Regions from separate parts of the Homo sapiens genome. Here region 2 is linked to region 1. A link is a loop called in an ENCODE intact Hi-C map of the cell type or tissue named here. Cell type or tissue: heart left ventricle. All regions are shown on one strand.

What was found. A loop is a pair of places that touch in the nucleus more often than their neighbours do. Peaks named below come from ENCODE experiments on the same cell type or tissue, not always from the same donor. Only the 100,000 strongest peaks of a DNase experiment are listed, where the experiment ranks them.
Region 2: a loop joins it to region 1, with 4 times the contacts of the local background. A loop is called at or near these places in 55 of 110 quality-filtered maps.

Annotation. Positions count from the first base shown.
Region 1 is chr1:203,697,705-203,705,704 of GRCh38, reverse strand. It overlaps ATP2B4 (ATPase plasma membrane Ca2+ transporting 4), which reads right to left. Exons shown (of 21, transcript NM_001684.5): 3 at 7,351-7,548; 4 at 5,988-6,245; 5 at 5,374-5,499; 6 at 4,782-4,907; 7 at 3,626-3,661; 8 at 1,892-2,053. Among named protein-coding and RNA genes, the nearest start is that of SNORA77, 28 kb to the left of the region's middle. In heart left ventricle, a CTCF peak has its summit at 3,403 (motif pointing right); no DNase peak of the experiment used is centred here.
Region 2 is chr1:203,347,191-203,355,190 of GRCh38, reverse strand. It overlaps FMOD (fibromodulin), which reads left to right and starts at 4,069. Exons shown (of 3, transcript NM_002023.5): 1 at 4,069-4,158; 2 at 6,914-7,899. The coding sequence starts at 6,921. It also overlaps the pseudogene LOC100131747. In heart left ventricle, a CTCF peak has its summit at 3,662; DNase peaks (open chromatin) are centred at 3,690 and 3,998; H3K4me3 peaks cover 3,444 bases; H3K27ac peaks cover 1,687 bases.

The DNA of each region.
Region 1 (8,000 bases):
TGGCTCACGCCTATAATCCCAGCACTTTGGGAGGCTGAGGCCGGCAGATCACTTGAGGCCATGGGATTCCTTGAGTCCAGGGGCAGATCACTTGAGGATAGGAGTTTGAGACTAGCCTGCCCAAAATGGCAAAAATCTGTCTTTACTAAAAATTAGCCAGGCATGGTGATGCACATCTGTAATCCCAGCTACTCGGGAGACTCACTTGAACCCCGGAGGTGGAGGTTGCAGTGAGCCAAGATTGCATCACTGCACTCCAGCTTGGGTGACAGAGTGAGACTTTGTCTCAAAAACAAACAAACAACAACAACAACAAGGCAAGGATTAGGAGAATAGTACAAGGGTTAGGTGGGGTAGATTTAATGTTTCAAACCTGTGTGTTTGATTCTGCACCTGCAATTCATCTCATCCATGTATAGTTTATATGCAAGAGATTTCACAGTAGTTAAAATTAGCTGGGTACCAGAATGGACATGAAGAGGTTAGGCCAACTCAGTCCAATAGATCTTTCTGTGACGCTTAAGAAGTTCTCTATTTATGCTGTCCAATATGACAGCCACTACTAGCACATGTGGCTCGTGACCAACTAAAATTTACCCCAGCAACTGGATTTTTAACTTTATTTACTTTTAATTAATTTAAATTGCAGCAGCCACATGTGGTGAGTGGCTGCTATGGTGGGCAGCATAGATCCCTGCCATCCAATGTGTGCAAACTGAATCAGCGGTGCTGGCATCCTGTGGGGGCTTATTAGGAATGCAGAATCTCGGGCTCCACACCAGACCCCCTGAACTGAATCTACACTTTAACAAGAACCCGAGGTAAGTTGTATACAGCTGTATAAAGTGCAGAGATGTGCTGATTATGATTGTGGTAAACAGAAAGGTGGAATCAGAGAATAAACAGTGGTAAAAAACTACTCTCTGGCAGGGTGCGGTGGCTTATGCCTGTATCCTAGCACTTTGAGAGGCCGAGGTGGGCGGATCACTTGAGACCAGGAGTTCGAGACCAGCCTGGCCAACATGGTGAAACCCCATCTCTACTAAAAATACAAGAATTAGATGGGCTTGGTGGTGTGCACCTGTAGTCCCTGCTACTTGGGTGGCTGAGGCAGGAAAGTCGCTTGAACCCAGGAGGTAGAGTCTGCAGTGAGCTGAGATGGTGCCACTGCACTCCATCCTGGGCAACAGAGGAAGACGCCATCTCAAAAAAAAAAAAAAAAAAAAAAAAAAAAAAAGACTGTTCCTTGAGAGATATGTCCACTAAAGTAGCAATCTTCTATTTCTTCTTCCCACTCCCCTTTCTCCCCCTCCATTGAAAGAAGGTGGTGAGACAGGAAAATGTAGAGGCAAGTGATGGAGAAGCCACTTCCTCATATGCAGAGTGCATTATTTAGTTACCTCTCTTCTGGAGAGAGCCTCTGTAACCACAGCCTTCCTTCTTCCTCCAGTCCTTACTTGGTATTTATTGCTCTGTGCTTAGCCAGATCCTACTCCTATGCTAGAGAATTGCCTGTAGCAAGCTGCAGCCTTCTCTATCTTTAAGGAATTTACAACCCAAAGCAAGAGACAGGTAAGCAGTTATTAAAGTCTTCCTTCTTGCTAATGTAAATCTCCCCTGCTGTAATATATGCTCTTTGTTTCTCATTCATTTGGATTAAGAGATCTCAGGGCCATTAACCCTTACACACAGGAAAACATTTCTCTCTGAAAAAGCCTAGGGAGCGACCAAACAGTGGCGGAGATAGGGAAACAGCCGCCTAGCCCCAACTAGCCACCCTGAAGTTTCAGCTTCTTTCTGCCAGTCTCGGTCGGTGCAGAAAGAAGGGGATAAAAGTGATGAGGATCCAAGACAACATTGATAAACCACAACGAGGCTCTACCCTACTCACCGGCTTTCCCAATCTGAACAGCCAGGCGAGTCAGCTTGCCCTGCAGCACTGACTTCTCCTTTTTAGGCACCTTGACTGCCTTCTTGTCCTTTTCCTCATTGTCGATTCCCTCCTGGCTGTTGAGTGGCTGGATTTCCAGGGCCACTCCGTCTTGGGTCTTTGCTGGAGTGTACACACAAATAGGACAGGTGAGCAGGCAAGGTGGTAGCACTGAGTGGCAGGCAGGTGGAAACCAGAAAACCTTCCTGTCTCTTTCCCGGAATATACCTTGGACCCTGACATCAGTTCCGACCACTTCCAACCCATGCTAGACATGGAACTTGCCTTCAACACTCTATTAGGGCCTTTGGAATAATATTCTAATGAGTTTAGATGAAACTGGGGTGCTTTTAGGGTATGGATTTCTTCTTCAGTGGCAGCTTCCTGGTACTACCTCAGAGTCCCAAGCTAGGTTTATTCCAGCAAGGGGATTAATCATGTCACTAAGCACTATTAAAACAACCATCCTTCCTGGAACTCAGTGCTTAAAATAGTGAATCTTTACTGCAGAAAGGGGCTGAAGGAGAGGGTTGGCAGATGTTTCTGGAGCACAAGATTGCTCTGTTAAATGGTTTATCTCTCTCTCTCTCTCTCTCTCTCTCTCTCTCTCGATTGTCAGGGAAGAAACACATACCCCCAGACCCAGGGTATTTTCCAGCCCCTTCTAGCAGTTGAGGATAGGAAAAGAAAATTCCCTTTCTTCCCTGCCTGACAAAGGTAGAGAGATACAGAGTGGGACCTGGGGTTAAGTCTTTTGGGGAAGAGGGAAGAAGCTGGTGTGAGGGACCTCCTGGAATAAGAGAAAGCAGGGATAAAGAGAGACATATAAATCCATTTTGCTTTTAAAAGAAGAGTTAAAGACCTAAAATTAAAGAATTATTTCTGTTTAGCTCTGGTTTTCCAATGTGATGACTTTATTTCTAAAGACTGCTGTGATGTGGGTTACAAAGTAAAAACAAATCTCTAGGAGCGTCACAAGACAGTAGTTCTTGCTGGCTCCCAGCACCACTCCACTTTCACTGCTATAGGGCTCAGCCCCTTGCTTAGGATACCCTTCCTGAGTAGTCCCTGCTGTCAGACTCACAAACAAGAAGACGGAGACAGAATGTGAACACAGTCACCAAAAGAGACACACACATCAGATCAGGAGGAAGAAAACAGACTGTGGCAAGAACAAAGAAGGGAGGTGGGGAGAGAGATACAGAGAAAGGGCTCTCTCCAAGCACCCCTGAGAAGACCAGCAGAGAAGGGATCCAGACCAGAAGAGGACACTTATGAGGAAGCTAGCAAGAGGACGGTGCAGGGACTACCCACCCCACCTCCCTCCACCATGAGGACCCTGAAGTCTTCCAACCCAGAAACTGATGACTGTTGGTGTTTAAATCAGGCTGAGGTCAATGAAGCAGAGTTCAGCTCCCTAGGAAGAGCAGATCAATCCTACACACTCCCCAAGACAAACCTTGACATGACATTCTGTGAGCCAACAGCAGAGGGTGCTGTTGTCCCATCTTAGATTGGGATCAGGACCTTGAGACCACCCCAAAAATCTCTGCACCTTCCTCAGGATGAGGCATCTGAGCCACAGCAGCAGATAACAGATTTATGGAGAGGAAAAGGGAGAAGGAAGATGGCCTGGAAAGGTCTGGTTTGAGTGTGGGCAGGTAGAGATGGTAAATGAGTAGTTGGAGAGGTTACCTTTGTTGCGATTTTCAGGGACTCCTTGTTTTTTACCTGTTTGAACAAGAAAGAAAAAAGTGGGGTCGAAACCCAAAGTAACTATTAAGAGATCCAATTTGTTGGTCCTGCTCAGAGCCCAGAAGGACAACAGCAAAGTGTTTGGGTTGCAGGGAAGGGACATAAATGTAAAGGAAGCTCACATCTCTGTTTTCATTCATTCTTGCTAGAGGCTGTCATGAATCCTCGGGATATCCACCAAAACGCTCATGTAGGTGAGTGCATACTCATACCTGAGGTGCTTTCTCTTGCTCCTGGCCTGAGTCACATTGCTTGGAAAAATGGGGTGGGGATTAGGAAGTGAGAGGTTTGAACCGTTTCTGCCTGATGGCAAAGACTTTGAAAGGTGTCTCCGTGTTACTTCAACAGCACCAGGCAAGCTTCCCCCTTATTCATCTGCAGGCAGCTGCAGAAATGAATTATTTAGTTCCTGAGAGAATGTGTTTTGTTTCCTTTTCATAAACTGTCCTCCACTAAACAGCTCAAGATGATTCTCCAGCCAAGTGGTAGAAACCTTCTCTCCCCTAAGGGAAGAAGGAATGCTTAGGGAAACGTGTAGACTTGGTTTTAGTATCTTCTCCTCTTTCTCCCTCTTATTCTTTCCTTCAGGAATAACTGAGTGGCAAAGACTGAACTAACTGTTCCTACTCTTCTAGCTGTGTGTCTCTTCCATTGAGAGCCTACAGTTTCGGCAGAAATCTATTTTACTCTTCTGGCCAATTTTCTCTTAGTCTTGATGGTTCGTTTAACCCCCCATCTTTGAGGAAGAAAGTTGGGGAAGGAGGGGGAGTACACGGAAGGCATTTGGGGCTACCAGCACCTAGCCAGTTTATTTAGGGCAGGCTTTATAACTCATCCCTTTACAAGCTACCATTAGACATAAAAATCAAGGCTCAAATTCAACCTGATTTGGGAGCCTAGAGCCAGGATCTGGTTTTCATCAGAGCTCCCTGGAGCCAAGGATTTACATCTTTATCTCAGCAAGGAGTTTGGATATCTGCTTTCTTCATGGCAGCAGATTCTTCCAACCATGCTTTCTATCCAGATCTGCTCCCTCGCTTCCTTGTTTGTCCATGGGGATGAGAGGAAAGAGAATCTCATTCCAGATGCCCCTTACCTTTCTTCTTTTTCTCCCCTTCGTCATCCTCATTGACCCCCAAGAGAGTAAGGATGATTCCAGTCTGAGAGTTGACACCAACAGCTGTCACCACCATCCGGCCAGAACCTTCCATGACATGGGTCCCTACACGGGAAAGGAGAAGATGGGAAGGAATGGGTTTTTTAATACCTAGACATGATTTGGTATGAAACACAAACTTAGAAGAAAAAATACTCCTCCCTACCCCATGGATAATGATGTGCTTAGCACAGTAGGAAAAGGTCAAGAGCTGGGCGCATTTAAAACAGACCAGACAAATTGGGAGTAAGGAGGAAAATGTGTCTAACCGCTTTAGGGTAAGCCCTCCCTCCTGCCCCCGCCACCCCTGCAACCAGCAAAGCCCCTTCAAGGCCCTTATAACACTTGTTTCATGGAAAACTTCATTTAGGCTGCCTGATATCCTTGTATTCCACCCACCAAAATGCTGTTGCCCCAGCTGAACCCCAGGGAAGGAGATGGGACAGAGTCAGAGGAGAGAACAGGGTCTGGATCCTGTGGCCTAGGTGTTTGCAGGGAGGTAAATGGGAACTTGGGCAGCCAGGGCCTATACCTGAGAGCAACATGGGGTCTTTGTCCAGGGACTTCTTGACATGGTCAGATTCCCCTGTCAGAGAGCTCTCATCAATCTTCAGATCATTCCCTTGGATCAGGATTCCATCTGCAGGCAGCAGATCACCTAGAGCACAAAGGGGAAGGAGGGACAGTGAAGGAGATAGTAAGAGACTGGCTGAGGGTAGGGTCCTCCAACTCCTTCAACCCTATCTCATGGCTGTTCCCATGGGCCCTATCTAGACAGCAATGGCCGAGAGTACATGGAGACTCTTTACAAGTCTTCAGCTCTGTACAATCTGGGAGAAGGTTGCTTTCCAGGCATTATAAATTCAAACTCTTATTCATCCCCAACACCTTTCCATGGCCTGAATGTTATACACTTTTAACCCTAAGACACACAGGGTACAAGTCTGACAATCTTGCGACAGAGTTTCAGCTACTCCTTTCTGAAATGGCTTCCCACAACCTCTTTAAACTCTAACCTAGAAGTGAATACAATTTTGGATCTTATCTTTTTGGGTTTTCAGCAATTCCCAGCCCCCTCATGCCAAAGGACCTATCCCTTAAATGGGGGTGGTGGTGGGGTAAGCAAAAGAAACACGGAGCTCTCACCGTATTTGACTTGGGCAATATCACCAACCACAATCTCAGCCACAGGGAGCTGGATGAGTTGACCGTTTCGGATGATGGAGAACTTTTGCTCCTGTTCAATGCGGCACTGCAGCCCCCGGAATTGCTTCTCTTTGCTCCAATCATTAAAGGCAGTCACTAACACCACGATGATCACTGAGAAAAGGATGGCTGCCCCCTCAATCCAGCCAGCTTGTGCCTCATTTTCATCTTCTGGGGTAGTTGCGACTTGACCACACACTATCCCAGGAAGGGAGAGAAATAGTCACTGAAGGGCTTTTGTTGACATTAAGAAATAGGAGTAGTGCTTCCACAATCACCCCAAGATAGAAAGTCAGGAAAAGTGAATAATAGCAAATACAACTGTTGGCTGGAAGAGGATATCAGAGGATAGCAGGATTGAGTATTGTCTTATCACTAGTGTAACTATTTATGTTAATCCAAAAGAGGCAAATGACTAAATAGTACAAACTATCAAATTTAGGGAAGTCACATGTAAGGTCACACTTATGGTTCCCAACATGGTCAGGCTTTCACTACTGTTTCCCATCATGCCAGACAATTGGTGGCAGGGGGCACTTTGAGATGTAGGGTTTTGTTGGTTGGATAAGGGTAGAGAATTCCTGGCTGGGGGTGTTGGTTCACACCTGCAATCCCAGCACTCTGGGAGGCCAAGGCAGGCAGATCGCTTGACCCCAGGGGTTTGAGACCAACCTGGGCAACATAGTGAGACCTTGTCTCTATGTTGTAAAAATTATTAAATAGGCCAGGCAAGTGGGTCACGCCTGTAATCCCAGCACTTTAGGAGGCCAAGGCGGGTGGATCACCTGAGGTCAGGAGTTTGATACCAGTCTGGCCAACATGGTAAGGCCCTGTCTCTACTAAAAATACAAAAATTAGCCAGGCGTGATGGCACACGCCTGTAATCCCAGCTACTCAGGAGGCCGAGGCACGAGAATTGCTTGAACCCAGGAGGTTGCAGTGAGCCCAGATTAAGCTGCTGCACCCAGCCTGGGTGACAGAGCAAGATTCCATTAAAATAATAATAATAATAATAATTAATAAATAAATAAAATGTCTTAAAAGGGTAGAGGATTCCTGACATTCCGAAAAAGGATTTAATAGAAGACAGAGGGTGAGGGTGGGGTGGGGAGGAACCCTTGGAATAAGGATGAGTTGGAAGAATAGCTTAGTAGCTACTGCTTGGTTTCCTTTGGAAAGCCCACTCTGGATAATGGGGGAAATGTTTTAAGCTATAACCTGTCAGCCACCAATACTAAGCGCTTGGTGGTGGTGGTGGAAAGAACCCAGATAAGAGTCACGCTGAGCTGTTTAGGACACTCACGTTCATTTTCTTCACCAGCAGGGCGATAAAAGGACAGGACCAGGGAGATGATGGCTGCAATCTCCAGGATGATAAGCGTGACATCTTGAAGAGCTTCCCACACTAATTCTAAGAAAGTCTTGGGCTTTTTGGGGGGGATCACGTTGTGTCCAAACACCTGCCTACGTTTCTCCAGATCTGCAGGGTTCCCAGACAGACCTGAAAAGGAGATAGGAGTGGATGAATGAATGTAGGAAAAAAGGAAAATGATAAAAGGCAGTTTTGAAGTGGCAGTGAGCCATGATCATGTCATTACACTCTAGCCTGGGCAACAGAGAGAGACGCTGTCTCAAAAATAAATAAAATAAAGAGGCCAGGCATGGTATCTCACGTCTGTAATCCTAGCACTTTGGGAGGCCAAGGTGGGTGAATTGCTTATGTTTAGGAGTTCGAGACCAGCCTGGGCAACATGGTGAAACCTTGTCTCCACAAAAAAGACAAAAATTAGCCAGGCATGATGTGGTGCACCTGTAGTCACAGCTACTCAGGAAGCCGAAGTGGGAAGATTGTTTTGACCTCAGGAGTTTGAGGCTGCAGTGAGCAGCAGTGATCACGTCATTGCACTCCAGCCTGGGCAACAAAATGAGACCTTGTCTCTAAAATAAAATAAA
Region 2 (8,000 bases), 350 kb after region 1:
ACTTTTCTGGGTAGGGAGGAAATAGCAGTGGCCTGAACCCCTGGAAAGTCTAAAGGTTTTCCTGGCCTGGTTGGTGGTGGTTTTTCCACCCAGCATTGAGTACTGAAGACAGACATACTCTGTGGGGAGCCAAAAATACAATTCCTTTCATAACCCTTTACTGATTGCCTACTAAGTGCCAACGCATTGTGTGCCCAGCTGGGACAGGGGCTACAGAAATGCATGACATTGCCTTTCTCTTTAGTTTATTTTCAGTCTAGTGACTGCATAGTGCTGGCTAGACACCCCCTAGAAGATACTGGTGTCCTCCTTCACATGTGGACTCCCTCAGCAAGCAATCTGGTGGACATCAATATCTCATTCTTGGCTTCCCATGTTGAAGGCAAGCTCTGAGGGCCTAGATCCAGGAACCAGGCAAACAAAGCAGCAGTGGCCAAAATGGAGGTAGAAACCTCCACTAAAGGTTAGAGAAAAGAACTTTTGAACAGTGGGTGGTTCCCTGAAACTCTGCCTTCTGACCTGGTCCCAATCATCCCTTCCATCCTTCCTTCATCCCAGGCCTGCCTTGGAACAGGATGGATAGCTAAAGACCTGGTGCACATCTCACCACTTTAGAAATGGCCAAAAAACCCCATGGAGATACTGTCTTTTTGGTGGTGCCCGGTTGGGAAGAATCCAGTCACTATTTGGTTCCCAGACTTTAGTAACTTTCATTGTTAGTAAATGCAGAATTAGTCAGCATGCTGGAATTTAAAAAAATAAACATCTGTACCCAATGGTGAATCTGTCCAGGCTATCTAGGCTCATTTAAAAGTGTTTCCCAGGCTCGGTTGCCAAGATCAGTGTCCTCCACTGAAAGGTGACTGCTTTCTGGACTCAAAAATGACTAGAAAGTTATCTGTGCATTATTCATAAGCATTTTCACAGTAAGGCCATTCTGCTTCACTCATGAGGTCAGAGTTTGCTACATTCAGATCTGCTTTATTATAATCAGGCATTATACCGAAGCCTTCTTTGTGTCTCCAACACTTAGGATCATGCCCAACACATAGTAGATGCTCAAATTTATTAAACGGAAATGAAATATGGGTGGGATGAGGAAGAGAACCCCTATACCCCAGCCCCATCTCACTTTAAAACCCCCCTGCCCCCAGATTCAGGCAGATTGGTCAATCGTAATTAATTAAGCTTCATCTTAGTCGAGGCCAGCCTGACAGCAGGGTAGTCATTGCCCCTCCACTTTGCCAATCCTCTGTGCTAGAGTTAGAGAAAAGTGTGTGGGCTTTCAAGTCATGTAGACCAAGGTTCAGATCCTTGTTTTGCCACTTACCAGCTAGTCACTTTATATCACTAAAACCCTAATTCCTTGGCTGAAAGCAGGGTCAAAAATAAAAAAAAAAAAATCCTGACAGAATGAGGTGACATAACAGAGGCAGGTCGGAGCCACTGCTGTCACCATGACCCGCAGTAACCAGCATGAGCTTACTGGCTAGAAAAATAGGAAAAAGCAGAGTGACTCAGTTAAGGGAAAACGTCGAGATGACGGGCTTTCTGCTGCTGCGGCAAGCAGAGGAGCTCAGAGACCAAGCAGCAGGAGCAGAAGAAGGCAAAAGAGAAGAAGGAGGAACCCGAGTAGCTTTGTGGCTTCATGTCCAACCCTCCTGCCCTTCGCCTATGTGACTGGAGCCAGTCCCACCACCCTCACGTTTCCTCCTGCAGTGCCCGCAGGTCCCCGCACCCATGGCCTCCTTTTGCCCTGAGTCTGCAGCGGGTCCCTTTTGTGCTTCCTTCCCCTCACGTAGCCTCTCTCCCCCTGGCCCCTCCTGGAAGTGGCGGGTGGGAGGTTACCCCTTCCCAGTGTTTTTTTATTCCTGTGGGGCTCACCCCAAAGTATTAAAAGTAGCTTTGAAAAAAAAACACTAATTCCAATGCAAAATATCTACTGTTATCTTTGATAACATAAGTAAACCACCTAGTCTATAGTAGGTGGTCAGAAAAGGCTCATTCATTAGGTTTCATCTTTTTGAAATCTCTTCTTAAATTCTGAGAATGGGTCCCTGACAAGGCCCTTTCTGACAGCCCACACGCTAAGTCAAAAGCTCAAACCTATTGGAGAAACCAAAAGGACCATCTGCCTCGACACTTCTAAATTCTTCAAATTCAAGTCATCTCAGGGTTTCTCAGTTGGTATTTTTTTAAGATAAAGGTGTTTCTTTGATGTTGGCATAAGCCAGTTAACATACTTGAGGAGAGAACATTTAGGACACATGAGTTTATCTAAGCTATTGAGATTCTGTGTGACCCACATTATAATGGTTCTCAAATGTTTTCTTCCAGCCCCTAAACTCCAGATTCAGATTCATATGTCCAACGGTCTACGTGCATCTCCAGGGGAATGCCTAGCAGGCATCTCTAACAGCATATCCAAAATGTAACTTTGGTTTTCTACCCAACTCAGTCCCACGTCACCTTTCCCATGTCAAGAAATGTTACCACCACCTACCCAGTTGCTCAAACTAAAATTCTAGGAATCATCCTTGACTTTTCCTAACTCTGCAAGACTTGTCAGTTCTCTGTCTAAAATATAAGATCTTCTCTTCCATTGCACCAGTCCAATCTGCCATTACCTCTCCTTGAGGCTGGGTTGGAGCCTCCCTGCTTCCACCCTGGCCTCCCCTTCTCCATACAGCAGCCCCTCCTACATGCTTTTAAAATGTAAATTAGATCCCATGCAAATCAGATCCCATGGCTTCTCCTGCTTGAAACATGTTTTTTTTTTTAAACATTTAGAATAGGCCGGACCGGATGACGCACGCCTGTAATCCCAGCACTTTGGGGCACTGAGGTGGGTGGATCACCTGTGTTTAGGAGTTCAAGACCAGCCTGACCAATATGATGAAACCCTGTCTCTACTAAAAATACAAAAAATTAGCTGGGCGTGGTGGCGTGTGCCTGTAGTCCCAGCTACCCAGGAGGCTGAGGCAGGAGAACGGCTTGAACCTGGGAGGCGGAGGTTGCAGAAAGCAGAGATTGTGCCACTGCACTCCAGCCTGGGCGACACAGCGAGACTCCTTTTCGATCTCCTGACCTCATGATCCTCCTGCCTCGGCCTCCCAAAGTGCTGGGATTACAGGCATGAGCCACCACGCCCAGCTGAGACTCCTTCTCAAACAAACAAACAACAACAACAACAACAAAAACATTTAGAATAAAAACCAAATCACTTCCATCGCCCAAAAGTCCTTTCATGGTACAGCTCCTGCCCAGCTTTCTGATCTTGTCTTTCCCTGGCTGAGGAATTCTATGGCTGTGAAATGGGTAGGACACAGTGAACCTCAGCTATGTGCCAGGTCAGGAGCCTCCCACACATCACCTGATACAGTCCTTGCTACAACCCAGCAAGGTAAGTGTTATTAACTCTGAATTTGTTGTGAGCATTAAGTGGAAGTGGATGATGCTAGTGCATAAGCAGTGATCAGCAAATGCTGGAGTCCCTGCCTTTCCTTTTGTTCCAGTGGTGGAGGTGGGCAGGACCTGTAGCCTAGAAAAGTCTACACTGCTTAGGGATAGAACTGGAACCAGAGCCGGCTGTCCCTTGTCATTCATGCTCCCTTATCCACTAGCCTGATGACCTGTCTATAGGGGGAGCTGAGAAGCGCGAGTTCTCGCTCTCTGGAGGGACATGTGGGTTGCTGAAGGAGTTAAGATGTCTCTTACCAAACCCTGGCCCTCCCCATCCCTGCATCTGCCTTTGTGGCTTTAATGAGAAATCCAGGCGCTTCATAAGAGACTGTACAAATAACTTCTAGGGCGCCACTAACTCATTCAGCAGAAAGGGACCCAGGGCTGCCAATGTTTCAGGGAAGATAAGTGAGTGGAAAAAAGGTGGTTTTTATAGCGTCAGGCGGACCGAAGGATTTGCGTGGTTGAGCGTGAACTCCGCCCCTGCAGCAGAGCTGAAAAAAACCAGGATCCGGGTTCCTCAGCCCCTTTTCACAATATTTGATTAGGAATTTGGGGCGGGACCCTGGTCTGGCACAGGCACGCACACTCTCAGTAGACTCTTTCACTCCTCTCTCTCTTCCTCTCTCACACGTTCTCCAACCCAAGGAGGCCAGACAGAGGGACGTGGTCACTCTCTGAAAAGTTCAACTTGAGGTAAGTATAGTCGTTTTACTTCGGGTTTGTCCCTAGCAGTTCCTTAAAAGAAATAAAGGAAAAGTGGTAGGGGATAGGGGAGATGGGGAGGCAGGGAGGGTTCATTCCTCCTTCTCCACATCTGGGCCATGACCCCAGGGATGCTGGAGAGTGGCAGAGAGGGTGTATAAGGGAGGGGTTCCAGCCCTGTACCTTTCTCTTACAGTTCCTTTATGGGTGCTGAGGGGACCTCCAATTCTCAGGCATGAAAAAGTGAAGGACCCTCTGTCTAGGGAAGCTTCTTCCCTGCTACTCATAAATCCCATCATGCTGGGAGTGTGGGCATTTTGAAGGGTATTCCAAGACCTGGATGTCCCTGCAATCTCTCTTATAGAGGGGTTTGGTACATAAATGCTATTATGGGAGAGGGGGAAACTTTTGTGTAGAATGTGTGTGTGTGTGTGTGTGTGTGTGTGTTTGGAGTGGAAAGGAGAGAATAAAAAGAAGCATTGAGAACTGGCCATGTCCAGGGAGCTGTGGATTGGGGTGGGGATGCAATCCAGGTGAGGGGATGGCCTCTGGCTTGACCTTCTCCACTGATAGGAGGGAGAGATCTTTCTCTAGAGTGGAGAAATGAAAGAACAGCAGTAGCTCCTGAGTAAACTTCCCCCAGCTGATAGTGTGGCAGTCCTGGAAACTTTCGACCTTACAGAAACTCTGAGCACAGGAGGGCCTCTAGCATTATGGGAAACAGTGTAAGACTATGCAACCCTGAAGCAACATTGCTAAGAGATGGGATGGGGTAAGGAGAGGCATAAGCTCCCCATCAAACCCTTTCAGCACCCATGGCTCTAAGAAGAGGCTGAAGTGGGCAGGGTGCACAGCCCCTAGAAAGCTGAGTCTGAAGGGGAAGGTGGCTCTTGTCTGCCAAGGTGCCCAGTCTGAAAGAAGGAGAAACGGAGACAGAGGCTCACTGTGCCAGCCCTCCAGACAGCCACCTTGGTCCTGCAACAGCCCAGGGCTGTGCATGGAAAAATGCTCTGTTGGCAGTGGGCCGCTCCATTCGTCTTCTCTCCTGGCCAGAGCCAGGAACCAGCCAGCTTGCCCAGGCAGTGGGCAGTTGGGTCAGCTTCTCCAAAACACTGTGGCTCTTTGTCTGAGGCCTGAGGCTGCCTGTGGATGAGCCAGGGTGCCTGCTCCTCTGCAACCTAGGAACTGATGGGATGAAGTGGGCCCAAGGAAACTGTTTTGAGGGGACAGAGAGGTCTGGGATGGATGGTGGTCAGGAGGTAACTCTGTTGAGTGTCATAGTTGGGGTCTTTCCCATCAGTTCACTGGATCTGATGATGTTGGCTTTTATACTCCTTTCTTTCTTCTGTTTACAGTTGCCAACCCCAGTAGGCCCAACAGCAATGTGAGGGCTGTATGTGACTCTTCCAGGCCAAGAAAGATTCTAAGGTTTCTCTGTCCAAGGGTGACACTCAGGAAGATGCCCACTGCTCACAGGAGTATGTCATGCATTGGCTATAGGTAACCAGGGTAGGGTACCCAGGCCACCCCTAGTCTCTTACCTTCCATACCTTTAGTTTCCCTCTCAGATGACATCAGACCCACATTTCCTCTTCAGTCTGCCCTGTTCCTATCTCATTAGCACAACAGGTTCAAAAGCAACAGGTTTCCAGCAATGTGGGGACCTAGACACAGAGCCTGGTCATCTAGGTGTCATCGCTGGGAGCAGGTAGCTTGGGAAAGGAGAGGAGAATGTCAGGGTCCTACCTCAAGCTGCTTTCCCTTGAGCATACACAAGAGTTTCCAATCTCTAGCTATTCTTTTGGTGTCCCTCATTCATTTCTCTTGGCCCCACATGGCTCTTGCATGATGCCCATGGTGGAGCATGAGGAGTGCTAACACCTTACTAGGCACCATGGAAGAGAGAAGCAGATTAACTCAGACTTCACACACTGAGTACCTGCTTTAGAAGGCAAGTGCCACACCCAGTGCCAGGGTCCTCAGTCTGGAAAGGATTTGTAACTGCTGCATGAAGACCCTGTCCCAGCCAAGTTGCATGTGTAGCCACAAACTGCTAACCAGTGAGTTTCCTCACTCAGCAGACTGTTACAGATGATGGCACTTTGGAGGGCAACCTGAGCCTTGTGGTGGCTGCAGAGGGACCACACTCCTCCCCAAACACTCAAGACCAAAAACTCCCAGCCTGCCCAAGAGACCAAAAGATTTTCCAGATGTAGTTCAGCTCTTCCCCTTCGATGCGTCAAGCGGCTTCTGGAGGTCTCCCATCCTAGGGCTTTCTCCTTGGACTCTTAGAAAAATACTATTTCCCCGGAACATCCAAACTGGATTTGGGTTCAGATCTGAAGAGCATCCCACTACCATCCTTACCACCACACCACAAACACAGGGATTGCTGTGGGCTTTTCAGCTTTCCCACAGGACTTTCAGAGTGCTAGAGGCTCCTAAGAATCTGCCCCTCCAAAAAAAAAATGCAGCTGTTCCCATTCAAAGACATTCTGTCTGTGACTCTATGACCAGGGGAAAATGCACTTAGCTCACCCCAAATAGCCATGGTCCGGCTGGACCAAGTGCAGAACCAGACTGGGAGGAGGCACCGAAGAAATGAGAGCAAGGCTCCTGCTCTCAGATGTTTGACATGGAAGTCAGCTCTGCATAGCTCAAAGCCTAAGGCTTGCCTACTCTGCCTCACTGCCTCTGTGGAGTCTCACTCATGCTGGCTTGCTCTGTTCTCTCCCGCTTCTTGCAGAGACAAAATGCAGTGGACCTCCCTCCTGCTGCTGGCAGGGCTCTTCTCCCTCTCCCAGGCCCAGTATGAAGATGACCCTCATTGGTGGTTCCACTACCTCCGCAGCCAGCAGTCCACCTACTACGATCCCTATGACCCTTACCCGTATGAGACCTACGAGCCTTACCCCTATGGGGTGGATGAAGGGCCAGCCTACACCTACGGCTCTCCATCCCCTCCAGATCCCCGCGACTGCCCCCAGGAGTGCGACTGCCCACCCAACTTCCCCACGGCCATGTACTGTGACAATCGCAACCTCAAGTACCTGCCCTTCGTTCCCTCCCGCATGAAGTATGTGTACTTCCAGAACAACCAGATCACCTCCATCCAGGAAGGCGTCTTTGACAATGCCACAGGGCTGCTCTGGATTGCTCTCCACGGCAACCAGATCACCAGTGATAAGGTGGGCAGGAAGGTCTTCTCCAAGCTGAGGCACCTGGAGAGGCTGTACCTGGACCACAACAACCTGACCCGGATGCCCGGTCCCCTGCCTCGATCCCTGAGAGAGCTCCATCTCGACCACAACCAGATCTCACGGGTCCCCAACAATGCTCTGGAGGGGCTGGAGAACCTCACGGCCTTGTACCTCCAACACAATGAGATCCAGGAAGTGGGCAGTTCCATGAGGGGCCTCCGGTCACTGATCTTGCTGGACCTGAGTTATAACCACCTTCGGAAGGTGCCTGATGGGCTGCCCTCAGCTCTTGAGCAGCTGTACATGGAGCACAACAATGTCTACACCGTCCCCGATAGCTACTTCCGGGGGGCGCCCAAGCTGCTGTATGTGCGGCTGTCCCACAACAGTCTAACCAACAATGGCCTGGCCTCCAACACCTTCAATTCCAGCAGCCTCCTTGAGCTAGACCTCTCCTACAACCAGCTGCAGAAGATCCCCCCAGTCAACACCAACCTGGAGAACCTCTACCTCCAAGGCAATAGGATCAATGGTGAGACCTTGGCAAAGGGAGGCGGGGACTGGCTGTCTATTTCACTTGAAAGACACTATTCTGAGTGCTAGTGGCAAAACAAAAGAAATAGAAATAGGGGA